Regions from separate parts of the Homo sapiens genome. Here all the other regions are linked to region 4. A link is a contact called in ENCODE Hi-C or POLR2A ChIA-PET data. All regions are on one chromosome and are shown on one strand. The core of a region is the stretch at or near the end of the contact, and the rest is flanking DNA. Distances in the headings are between cores, read along the strand shown. Region 1 holds the start of ERCC1 (ERCC excision repair 1, endonuclease non-catalytic subunit). Region 2 holds the start of RSPH6A (radial spoke head 6 homolog A). Region 3 has its middle 6.7 kb from the start of MIR6088. Region 4 holds the start of GIPR (gastric inhibitory polypeptide receptor).

Region 1 (2,700 bases), core at 192-2,691, 240 kb before region 4:
CTAAAGTAGGAAGGGGCCAGGCATGGTGGCTCATGCCTGTACATCCCAGCACTTTGGGAGGCCGAGGTGGGCGGATCACTTGAGGTTCGAGACCAGCCTGACCAACATGGTGAAACCCGTCTCTACTAAAAATACAAAAATTAGCCAGGCGCGCTCCTGTAATCCCAGTTACTCGGGAGGCTGAGGCAGGAGAATCGCTTGAACCCAGGAGGCAGAGGTTGCAGTGAGCCGAGATGGTGCCAGTGCACTCCAGCCTGGGCAAAAGAGCGAGACTCTGTCTCAAAAAAATAAATAAATAAATAAATAAATAGAGTAGGAAGGTCCTCTCCCCCATCATGCCCTACATCCTTAGCCCACTTTCCTTTTCTTCATAGCCAATGCTCATCACCCGTCGATTGTTTTCCCTTGGGAAGGAGATTTCAATATTGCCAGGTCCTTCCATTTACCAAAATATGTCTAAAGTGTAGATTTTTTTAAGATTGCAAAACCTGGCGATTCTTAAACACGAGCAATAAATTCATGTCTTGAAAAATCAGGGTGCTGGCCTCGTAAAACACATCAGGGGCTACCTGCTGAATGCCAGTGTCTGGCCTCTGCCTTAGCCCTCTCTTAGAACCACCCATCCATTTCACAGATGGGGAAACTGGGACCTGGGGAGGACCAAGGACTGTTTCCCCAAGTCGTCCGTGGCCCCCAAATCCACTAACCCACACCCTGGTCCCACAGGCCCCATCCTATCCTCTTCGTCCTAACAGCCCCCAGCCTCCCAGGGGCCCCGCATCTCCTTGTCCTACCACTCCAGGAGGGACCTCATCCTCGTCGAGGGGTATCACAAATTTCTTCCTTGCTGGCGGCCCTGAGGGCTGGGGCACCCCCTCTTTGTCCTTCCCAGGGTCCATCTGGAGCCTGAAAGGGAAGGTGCCAGGAGCGAGTGAGCCACTGGCGTCTACGTTCTCATCCCGCAGCAGGAACCCCCCACTCACAGCCGTCCCCCACAAAACTCCGAGAGCTCCATAGCGTCAGGTCCCCAACACCCAGCGCTAGAGGCTCTGTAACGCCACGCCCCTTTGACCTCCACCTTCGGCTCGCCCCGCCCCTTACAGGTCCACAAGTCCCATCGCTCCGCCCCTCGCCCCCACCGGATTCTATTGGCTCCGTCCCCACCATCCCCCGCCTTCCGTTCGTCCGGCCCCCGAGGCTAGCATCTGGACGCCCTCCCCACGCCTGGCCTTGTCCATCTCTCAGACTCGGCAATGATTGGCTTCCGCGGCGCCAATCTCCACCCGCAGTCTCCGCCTCCCGCACCTGTGGTCCGGGCCTCACGGTTTCAGCGCCGCGAGGCCTCACCTGCTGGTCTTGGAGCCTCAAGGGAAAGACTGCAGAGGGATCGAGGCGGCCCACTGCCAGCACGGCCAGCGTGGCCCAGGGCTCGCAGCACTTCCGGCCTCTCTGGCCCCGCTCCCCAGGAGAGTAGAGCATAGAGCAGGGCGATCTCTGTACAACTCTCTATGGTTCTGGAGGACCGCGGAGGTCGTGGGAGGAGAGAGATGTGGCCTGAGGATCTGGCTCCCAAACTGTTAAGTTTCAAAGCCCTTACTGAGCGCTTCTGTGTGCCCAGAATCCTGGCAGGGCTCAGTGGAGAACAGATCGCAGGAGATCCAACTTGGTCCCTCCTCTCAGTAAGGAGAGACTTAAGTTTGAATCCAACTCAGACATTGACTTGGCTTCAGTTTCCTCATTCATTCATTTATTCCACACCTATTCCCCCCACGCGCTTCCTCTCTTCCCGGTCCTGTGCGAGTCCGTGCTGGTGACACAGCAGTGACCAACGACAGCCCCGTGTTGTCCTCCCGGAGCTTACGGTTCAGTAAGGGACACAGACACGTTCCCAGTGCTGACCCAGAATGGGCAGGTCTGGGATGGGAGATCCCGGGAGAGCCGTGGGATGGGGGTCAGGGGGAGCGCCTGACTCAGCCCCGGAGTCCGGAAGGGCTTCCTGGAGGAAGGGACATCTGAGCAGGGGCCTGGCTGATGAGTTAGTATTAGTCACTTCCTGAAAGGATAGTATCACACTGTTCTAACTTGCAGCTCTCTGATTACTAAGGAAATGGAATGTTTTTTGTGAAAGTATTGGTCTTGTAAATTTTGTCTTCTGTGAATTGCTTGCTCATATTCCTTGTCCATTTTTAAAATGGGTTGTATGGCTTTTTTATTACTATTAATTTCTAGGGGTACTTTATGGATTCTGATTCTAATCCTTAGTTACCCATATTGCAAACATTTCCTCCTAGTTTCTACTTTGGGCTTTAACTTTAGTTATTTTTGGCACAGAAGTTATTTGTGTTTATGCGCAACTATTTATCAATCTGTTCCGTTCTGACTTTTGCTTTTGGTGTGTTAAGAGCCCTGCCATAACCCAGGGTCATAATGATAAATTCTTTTTTTTCTTTTTTTTTTTTTTTTCGAGACGGAGTTTCGCTCTTATTACCCAGGCTGGAGTGCAATGGCGCGATCTCAGTTCACTGCACCTCCCCCTCCCGGGTTCAAGCGATTCTCCTGCCTCCTTAGTAGCTGGGATTACAGGCATGTGCCACCATGCCCGGCTAATTTTTTTTTTTTTTTTTTTTTTTTGTATTTTTAGTAGAGACGGGGTTTCACCATGTTGGCCAGGCTGGTCTCAAACTCCTGACCTCAGCTGAT
Region 2 (2,710 bases), core at 40-2,539, 150 kb after region 4:
TGAAGTGGAGCGCGCCTGTAACCCCAACTACTCGGGAGGCTGAAGCAGAAGAATCACTTGAACTTGGGAAGGAGAGGTTGCCCTAAGCCAAGACCACGCCACTGTGCTCCAGCCTGGGTGACAGGGTGAGACTATGTCTGGGGGAAAAAAAAAGCAAGAGGGCTTGGGGAGCCAAATCACGTGTTCTGGAATCCTGACTCTGCCATATCCTAGCTGTGTAGTTTTGGGTAAGCGACCCAACTTCTCTGTGTCTCGGTCTCCTCCTCTGTAAAGTAGGATGAGCTGATGTGCTCATCTCCGGTGAGAATTAGGTGAGTGTGTGCAGTGCCAGCACATGTCTGGGAAGTGAATGCTAGCTGTTGTTGGCATTGATTCCGACTCAGCTGAATTAGAGTCACTGGTTTTCCATGAGGGATGATCCCTTGTCTGACTGACTGAGGCAGGCACTTCGGGTGGGGCCCCTCCCTGCCTGGGTCCCCCACCCGCCCCACTCCTAGCCCCTGCTCACAGGCTGAGGTCGCAATTGATGCTGGTCTGCAGCAGGTAGGCCTTGGCGTTCTGCACGGCCAGCTCCAGAGGCTCGGGCTCAGGCACCTGGGCACTGTAGTGTGGGAAGCCCAGCTCAGAGGGCAAGAACTGAAGGGCAGGGTCATCCCTTATGTAAGGCCCGTGCTGGGCACCTTCAGAGAACTGGTCTGTCTGGTAGAGGTTGAACTGGCCCAAGGGGTTGACTGGGGGCTCCTGGAAGGTGGGGTCCAGTTGCTGGAACAGGCTGCTTTGGCCCTGCTGGAGCCGCTGCAGCATTAGGCTGGTGGTGAGCTCGGCGACCTGCATCCTGCTTTCATCAGAGTAAGGCTGAGGCTGGAACTCTGAGGGAAAGCCCGTGTTCACAGATGGGTACTCCATGCCACCCAGCCGGGCTTCCTCAGCCTGGAAGACCTGGGGCATCAGCAAGTTCTCCTGTTGGGACAGGCTGCCCCTCTGTGACCAACCAGGGGCGTTTCGCTGGGCGTCTGGAGGTATCTGCTGCCTCTCCTCGGGGTCCGCTGCCAGGGCCTGAGCTTGGTCCCGACTGTGCCGCCTCTGGGAGGCCTGAGAAGTCCTCCGGCCCGGAGGCTGCTGGGCAGGGCGCTCAGGGTAGGGCGGCAGGTCTCCCATGGTTCGCCAGGAGGCACAGATCTCTAGGAGAAAGGCTTGCAGACAAGGAGGCCAAGCGAGAGCCACCTGTCGACACCGCCGGTTTCTGAGCACCGAGAGAGGGGGCCGTTACCCGTGGAGGGCGCGGGGAGCGGGCCAGGGTGGGTTCCGCGCAGGCTCTGGGCGCGCACTCCCGATCCCGCGCAGCCCCACGGTGGACGTCGCGCCAGACTCGAGACGGCACCCGCGCCCCAGGCCCGCCATCCCTTTTTTTTTTTCTTTTCAGTAACTTGCCCAAGTTCACATCTTTTATTTCTTTTTAAGGCAAAGCACCCGCAGGTCAAGCCCCGCCCCGTCCCCCAGCCCCGAGTCCCTGTCCCACCCCCTTTCCCCCTCGAGCCCCGTCAGCTGTTCCCCTTGGCCTCGGGTTCCCTGGCGTCCTCGGCAGCCGGGCTGGGAGTCTTCATAGCATCTTCTCCAACAGGTGCGAGGGTCTGGGGGCTCCGCTCCTCCTTCAAGGTCAGCCCGCCCGCTGCCGTCTCCTGGTGACCGGGGAAGGAAAGGGCAGCCGGGTGGAGGGCGCGGTCACCTCCACGCTCCCCTTCAGGCCCTGCCCCCTGATGGCCCCTCCTCCCCCACCTTCACCCCGGCCCAGATCCGGCTTCTTCCTTCGCAGCGGAGGCTGCTCTCCCTACCTTGGGTAGGGGGCCCTCGAGACTAGAGTCCAACAGCGCGGCCTCGGTCAGCCCCGAGTCGTCATCCATGCTGATGAAGATGCCCGGGGTCTCGCACTCAGGCCCCTCCTCCCGGAAATCCATGGCTTCCTCAGACGGGGGCGGGCCTGGCCGGGCCGACGGAGAGGGAGAGGGGGAGGAAGAGGAGGGGGCTCCCACTCCTCCCGGCTTCAGCTTCTGTTCCTCCTCCAGCTGCCGCTTTAAGGCCTTCTCCTGGGCCAGTCGCAGGCCGATGAGGTCCTGAGGGGGCCGGGGTGCTGGGGCCGGGGCCAAGGTCAGGGGCTCCAGATCATCCTGGGGATAGGGAGGGCCACACAGAAGCTCAGAGGTGGGTGGCTCAGAGGACGGCCGGAAAGAGAAGGAACCACCCTGAGGTGGTCTTTGAGTTCTTCACCAAGAGCATGGGGAGGAAGGGGCAGTTGTCCCCCAGACCCCCAACTCCCAGCAGGAGCATCCCCTGGGAGACGGGTGGCCCAGAGGCAGGGGTGGCCTGAGTCTCTCGGGGTCAGGAGGAGGCCATGGTGAGCCTTGCTGGCTTGGGGTAGGGGGTGGGAGTCTGGGGATCCAGATGGGTGGGCTGCAGGGCCCTCACCTCCTCCAAGGGCCCCGCAGGCGCCTCCTTGGCCTCTGGCTCCTGCTTGCCGCTGGCCTCCAAGATGGTCATGATGGAGTTAGGGATGTGAGCTTGCTGGGTGGAGAGCAGGAAGGGGGCGCTGGGGGCAGCTCTGGCACAGAGACCCCATTTGCACACCTCAGGTCCGGGGGCCCTAACCCTCCAGAACTCCCAGCAGTGCAGGGCCTTCTTGTGTCCGCCTCCATCCAGTCCCCACCAACCAGAG
Region 3 (3,119 bases), core at 545-3,044, 220 kb before region 4:
CTGCCTCCTGGGTTCAAGTGGTTCTCCTGCCTCAGCCTCCCAAGTAGCTGGGACTACAGGCCAGGCGCATGCCACCACGCCCAACTAATTTTTTGTATTTTTAGTAGAGACGGGGTTTCACAGTGTTAGCCAGGATGGTCTCGATCTCCTGACCTCATGATCCGCCTGCCTCGGCCTCCCAAAGTGCTGGGATTACAGGTGTGAGCCACTGTGCACAGCACTTTTTTTTTATTTTATTTTTTTTAATTTTGAAAACTGTTTAGAGGCCAGGTGCGGTGGCTCATGCCTGTAATCCCACCCAGCACTTTGGGAGGCCGAGGTGGGAGGATTGCTTGAGCCCAGGAGTTCAAGACCAGCCTCGACATTATAGTGAGATCTCATCTCTGGGAAAAAAATTTTTTTTAATTAGCCAAGTGTGGTGGCATGCACCTGTGGTCCCACCTACTCAGGAGGCTGAGGTGGGTGGGAGGATCGGTTGAGCCCAGGAGGTGGAGGTTGCAGTGAACCGAGATGGCACCACTACACTCCAGCGTGGGCAACAGAGACCCTGTCTCAAAAAAAAAAAAAAGAAAAAGAAAAAAAGTTTTGGTAACTACAAAAGGGTATACCTTGGAAAAGTAAATTTCCCTCCCACTCTGATCCCCACTTCTCAATATTAACTATTTTTTATGTATCTTGGCCAGTAGGATTCACTGAGCTCTCACGATGTCCCTGGCCTATGCAAAGCCCATCACAGAAATGAAGTGGCTGGAATCATTCAGCACTCAGTGAGTAGGCCAGACCCCATTGCTATGCCCATTTTAGAGATGGGAAAACTGAGGCTTGGAGAGGTGCAAGGATGTGTCCTTTTGAGGGCCCGGTTCTGAAGGCTTTTCAAAGTTGAGGCAAGGAAGTGGATGAGATCAAAGAGGCAAGGTTCAGGCCAGGATACAAATCCCAGGGAGGGTGACAGGGGTGGGGAGTCAAGGAAGGCTGCCTGGAAGAAGACTAAGGGTAGCCAGGAAGGCATCTTCCAGAACCTTCTGATGGAGGGCTTGGATGGAAGTAGATAACTCTGTTTGGCAGGCTGAGGAACCACCAGCAGCAGGGCGTGGCCCCTCCTCAGACCCACAGCACCCCAGAGGTATGTATAGAAGAAGCAGGCTGCTTAATGACATCTCAGGGACACATCTCGGTGATAGCACAGCCGGCTTAGTTATGACGTCTGAGTGATTTGCCAACTGCCTTAAGACCAGCATCCCTAGTCATGCCCCGCGGGGGGGATGAAGATAAGAGGAAGTGACAGGCCATCGGGGGAGGAAGGGGAGATGCAGTCACACACAGACCAGGGACTCAGGAGCTGAGGGATGTGTGGTGCCCTCTGCACTAGGGAGGGGTCTCCCAGCTGCCTGGATGTGAGGGTCCATCTTATTGATTTGTCTAGTGAAGGAGGCCAGGCTCCAAGGAGGTATGGCTGTAGTCAGTCACACTCAGTTTGGGATGGGGTCCGCCCAGGGGCTGCAAGGATCAGTCACTGCTGTGTCCCCATCACCTAAGGCAGTAACTGGGACACAGCCGGCGCTCCATACATCTTACTGAATGAATGAATCGAATGAAAAGGGTCAGCACCGTCTGGGACTCAGTTTACCCTCGCGGTCATTGGGCTGCTTCAACCAAGGGGATCGCTAAGAACACCCCTCCCCACCTTGGGTCCCAGATCCCAGATCGCCAGTGAGTAAGAAAACGGGTTCGCGCCGTTGGTGGACTCCGCCCACTTGTGACGTCACGAGCCGCTCCCCCAGGATCCCGACCCAGGCGTCTCCCTTGGGATGGGGGCGGAGAGGAACCCGGGAGTCCAGACTCAGGCCCCGCCCCCGGGAGCAGGCGGGCCGGGCAGGGTTACACAACCCGTCGTCGCGTCCCGAGGGAAGTCGCCGGATGTCCTGGCCGGGCCGGGGACAATGGGCAAGGAGGGCCCCTCCCGCAGGAACCTGGAAGTGGCAGGGGCTCCCCCTCTTCTGATTCACCCTTGTTTCCGGCCCGGTTTAGCCTCCTTCTCCCTGGGGATCCTATCTCCTCCCAACTCTACCCTCCTGTGGCCCTGCAGTTCGGTTCTTTCTCCGAACCGGCAAACCTCTCTCCTCTACACCCCGTACCCCGTCCTTTCACACCTTCCCAACGCCCCCCGAAACTCTCTGCCCTCACACTCATCGCTTGTAATTCCCGAATCCCCTAAACTTCCAGTGTCCCCGGTCCTTCCTTCACTCATCCATACCGGGCCCCTCTTCCCACCCCCTCAACTACCCCCACTATCCTGCCCAGGCCCTCCCAATCCCCTCCCCGGGCTCCCCCAAGCTTTCCTCAATATCTCCCAGCCCTCCCTAGCCCCCGACTCACCCGCTTCCCTCCAACTGACCCCAATACACTCTCTTGTCCTCCTAATCCCAGCCTCCCGCAGTTCCCTCCTGTCTCCTCGAACTGCCCCATGTCCCTACCTCATCTCCCCAAATCCTGTTCCCCATTTCCCCCCCTCCCCCAGCCAGCCGCTTCGCCCCCCACCCCGGAGCCCCTCCCCGCCCCTAGGCCCAAGGCCGGCCCGCGCCCCTCCCGGGCGCGCTCCCACGCCCGGCGCGGGTTCCCAGGCCGCCCCCCCGCGGTGGCCCAGAGACCCAGTTTGCTGCGGCAAAACACTGGTCTCCAGGCAACAGGCCCCGCCCCGCCCCAGGGCCGCCAGATGAGGCTGGGCGGTCAGGAGGCCACCGGGCCGGGACGGAGCACCCAGGCCTGCGCGCCAAACCCTCGGCCTTGGCCCCCAGAGGCCTCAGGGCGCAGAAACCCGGAGACTGAGGCGCAGCAAAGAGGAGATACAGAGATCAGGGCCCCGGAGCAAGAAATTCGGAGACATGCGTGGAGGCCGAAGCAACAGGGAACTGTCGGGGCGCAGAGATATAAGGAAAGACCACGCGACAGATCGAACAAGGACGGGGCCCAGAAATAAGCACAGAAATAATGCAGTTACACACGGGCAACACCGAGGCCGGCAGGGACGCCCCTGATGGCAGAATAATCCATCTTTAGTCCTCAGGACCTTTGCACTCAGTTCGAGGGACTTCCCCTCTCTGACTCTGTTTCTGTATTTG
Region 4 (2,983 bases), core at 484-2,983:
CAACATGGTGAAACCTCATCTCTACTAAAAATATAAAAATCAGCCAGGCGTGGTGGCATACACCTGTAGTCCCAGCTACTCTGGTGGTTGAGGCATGAGAATCGCCTGAACCCAAGAGGCAGAGGTTGCCAAGTTGGCGCCACTGCACTCCAGCCTGGGTGACAGAGTGAGACCCTGTCTAGAAAAAATAATAAATAAAATGAATTAAAATAAATGAATAAATAAATAAATAAAAGTTGAGGCTGGGTGTGATGGCACATCCCTGTAGTCCCAGCACTTTGGGAGGCCGAGGCAGGAGGATTGCTTGAGGCCAAGAGTTGGAGACCAGCATGGCCAACATGGTGAAACCCCATCTCTACTAAAAATACAAAAATTTTAGCTGGGTGTGGTGGCACACACCTGTAGTCCCAGCTACTCGGGAGGCTGAGGCAGGAGAATCTCCTGAACCCTGGAGGCGGAGGTTGAAGTGAGCCAAGATGGCGCCACTGCACTCCATCCTGGGTGACAGAGTGAGACCCTGTCTCAAAAAAAAAAAAGTTGAAATTATTTTTTAATAAAATGGTGGGGCATGGTGGCTCATGCCCATAGTCCCAGCTAGTCAAGAGGCTGAGTTAAGAGGATCCCTTGAGCCCAGGAAGTGGAGGCTGCAGTGAGCTATAATTGTTCCAGTGCACTCCACTCTCATAAATAAATAAATAAATAAAATGTAAAAAGGATTGTATGGGCCGGGTGTGGTGGCTGTCGCCTGTAATCCCACCACTTTGGAAGGCCAAGACATGTGGAACACCTGAGGTCAGGAGTTTGAGACCAGCCTGGGCAACATGGTGAAACACCGTCTCTACTAAAAATACAAAAATTAGTCGGTTGTGGTGGTGTGTGCCTGGAATCCCAGCTACTTGGGAGGCTGCGGTGGGAGAATTGCTTGAACCCAGGAGGCGGAGGTTGCAGTGAGCTGAGATCATGCTTCTGTACTCCAGCCTCAGCAACAGAGGAAGACTCTGTCTCAAAAAAAAAAAATTCTATGTCTGCGAGTAACCACACAACTGCATACTGCGTATATTTATTTCATGACAATCCTTCCTTGAACCCCTGCTCTTAACGATTTTGGGGACCCAGTGGTGACCCAGATGTCCTGGCTCTACCCTCCTGGGCCACACAGGCTAGCAGGGCAACAGTGTTTGTGATGAAACCCGGTGATTGCGTGAATGTGTGGGTGATTGACAGTGTTGTTGGAACTGTGAGACACTGTGAGCGTTACTGTGTGTGTGCAGGAGTCCATAGCCCTGGGTACATGACTGTGTGTCACAGTGGATGACTGTCCACCTGTGAGTGAGAGACTGTGGCTGTCTGGGTGTGACCATGGGACTGTATGGGTGTGACTGAATGTGTGACTGTGTGAGTAACAGCTTGTGAGGTTCTGTGACTGTGCCTTTCCATGGCTCAGCCTATGGGATTGTGTGTGACACTGCATGTTTGATTGAGTGACTGAGGCTCTGGGAATGAGTGGCGGTGGGGGCGGGTACCTGTGGGTGGGACAGCATGAGAGATTGTACACACTTGGTGCAGGGGTCCTCAGGACGATAAGGACAATTCAGTAACTGCCCTCCCTCATGACCTTGATGACTGCCCCCTGCTCGGCTCTCTGCCCCAGAGCTCCCCGCTTCCGTTCCCTGTCCCGCCTTGGCCCCGCCCCCTCCCATCACCCCGGGCTGCCAGCGCCTGTCACCTCTCCCAGAGCCGAGACAAGGCAGTTGGAGGCAGCGGTGGCAGGGGCTGCAGGAGCAAGTGACCAGGAGCAGGACTGGGGACAGGTGAGGGCTCCCCAATCCCAGCCCATTCTCCCTGCCCCCCCTTGACCTCTCAAGTCTCTGGCACTCTCCCTCTCTGCTTCTCTGCCCTGCCTTTGTCTCTCTGTCTCTGTGCCCACCACCATCTCTGCTCATCTCTGTCTCTTGATGTCTCTGTCTGCGTGTTTCCATCTCTGGTTAGCTGCTAGATAACTTCTCTTTCCCCTGCTCTGTCTCCCTCCACGTCTCTGCCTCTTCTTTGTCTCCTAGCCCACATCTGCGTCTCTTTCTCTGTTTGTTTTTCTCTGGTCTCTGGCTGGGGGTCTCATTCTGTCCCTCCGTCTCTGCGCCTCTCAGTCTTTACATTTCTGTCTCTTGTGTCTGTGACGCCGTTGTCTGTCCTTCTGAGGCTCGACCTGAGATCCTCTCTGCTTCCGTCTTTCTCTACGTGGAGCCGCGGGGGCGCGGGTGAGTGGGTGTCGGGCGTTAGACCGATTTCCAGGCATCTGCACATCTAACCCCGGATCTGTCGCTTCTCTAGTCCCTAAGTATTTGGATGCTGGGAAAGGGTTGTTCCACTTACTCTGGGCTTTATCTACCCCCAGCGGGGAAAGTTTTGTAAGGTCAGGTTCCTATGTGTGCTAGAAAACCCTTTGGGCTTGGAGAGTGGGAGCTCGGATGGGCGTTTCAAGTTCTCCACCAGGCTGTGGGAACTCAGATGGGCGTTTCAAGTACCCCACTAGGGGGTACTGAAAACCTTCAAGTTTTTCAGTTCCCCATAGAAAAGGGGTCTAGGCTGACGGTTTCTACCCCCTCCTCTCCAAGGCGGTCCCCGGGTTCCCAGGAGTCTGTAGGTCCAGACTTCGGTGACACTGACACTTCCGCCCAGCGTAGCTCTAGGGCAACCGCCCGCTCAGCAAACACCCCCCCCTTCCACCTTTGCTGCCCCAACAACAGTCAGGGGAGGCCGGGGAATCACTTAAGGGGCCCCGCCCACCACCGGAGTTCCACCCACTCCGCGTGCCTCTCCCTCCCCCCAGATCATCACGCCTGGGAGTTGCGGGAGCGGGTGCGCTGCCTCGGAGTCCCGCGTGTATACGGCTCCCCAGCCGTCTGCCCCTGTGTGTGAATCCCTGAGGCGGGGTGACGCTGGGGTTGGAGTAGGAGGGCAGAGGTGCTGACCTTGCCCTGGGACC

The links. Hi-C counts contacts between places; a loop is a spot of excess contacts on that map. ChIA-PET counts read pairs that join two places held with the same protein, here RNA polymerase II (POLR2A). Pooled maps may share reads with other maps.
Region 1: a loop to region 4 is called in a pooled map, with 4 times the contacts of the local background. The contact joins the promoter of ERCC1 here to the promoter of GIPR in region 4. A Hi-C loop is called at or near these places in 1 of 37 single-sample maps with no recorded cell type and 6 of 50 pooled maps. POLR2A ChIA-PET finds 5 or more read pairs at or near these places in 6 of 52 experiments (A549, A673, HCT116 and 3 more).
Region 2: a loop to region 4 is called in a pooled map, with 2.7 times the contacts of the local background. The contact joins the promoter of RSPH6A here to the promoter of GIPR in region 4. A Hi-C loop is called at or near these places in 1 of 50 pooled maps. POLR2A ChIA-PET finds 5 or more read pairs at or near these places in 4 of 52 experiments (A549, B cell, WTC11 and 1 more).
Region 3: a pooled map shows a loop between it and region 4 (2.7-fold over the local background). The contact joins the enhancer-like site here to the promoter of GIPR in region 4. A Hi-C loop is called at or near these places in 8 of 50 pooled maps. POLR2A ChIA-PET finds 5 or more read pairs at or near these places in 9 of 52 experiments (A673, AG04450, GM12878 and 6 more).

The regions. Positions count from the first base shown.
Region 1 is chr19:45,422,476-45,425,175 of GRCh38, forward strand. ERCC1 (ERCC excision repair 1, endonuclease non-catalytic subunit) reads right to left here and starts at 1,442. Exons shown (of 10, transcript NM_001983.4): 1 at 1,306-1,442; 2 at 795-906. The coding sequence starts at 899. RefSeq lists enhancers at 1,428-1,517, 1,578-1,627, 1,876-2,170.
Region 2 is chr19:45,814,019-45,816,728 of GRCh38, forward strand. RSPH6A (radial spoke head 6 homolog A) reads right to left here and starts at 1,290. Exons shown (of 6, transcript NM_030785.4): 1 at 509-1,290. The coding sequence starts at 1,158. SYMPK (symplekin scaffold protein) reads right to left here. Exons shown (of 27, transcript NM_004819.3): 25 at 2,464-2,559; 26 at 1,833-2,165; 27 at 1,392-1,679. The coding sequence ends at 1,542.
Region 3 is chr19:45,441,762-45,444,880 of GRCh38, forward strand. It overlaps a transcript of ERCC1 not described here. Among named protein-coding and RNA genes, the nearest start is that of MIR6088, 6.7 kb to the left of the region's middle. RefSeq lists a silencer at 2,509-2,708. Within about 2 kb of position 1,795, at least 36 of the 41 ENCODE cell types and tissues checked have a DNase peak (open chromatin) inside an H3K27ac peak, as active enhancers do; they include A673 and HCT116, where a contact is called at or near this core.
Region 4 is chr19:45,666,488-45,669,470 of GRCh38, forward strand. It overlaps GIPR (gastric inhibitory polypeptide receptor), which reads left to right and starts at 1,734. Exons shown (of 14, transcript NM_000164.4): 1 at 1,734-1,811. RefSeq lists a silencer at 1,619-1,778 and an enhancer at 2,159-2,438.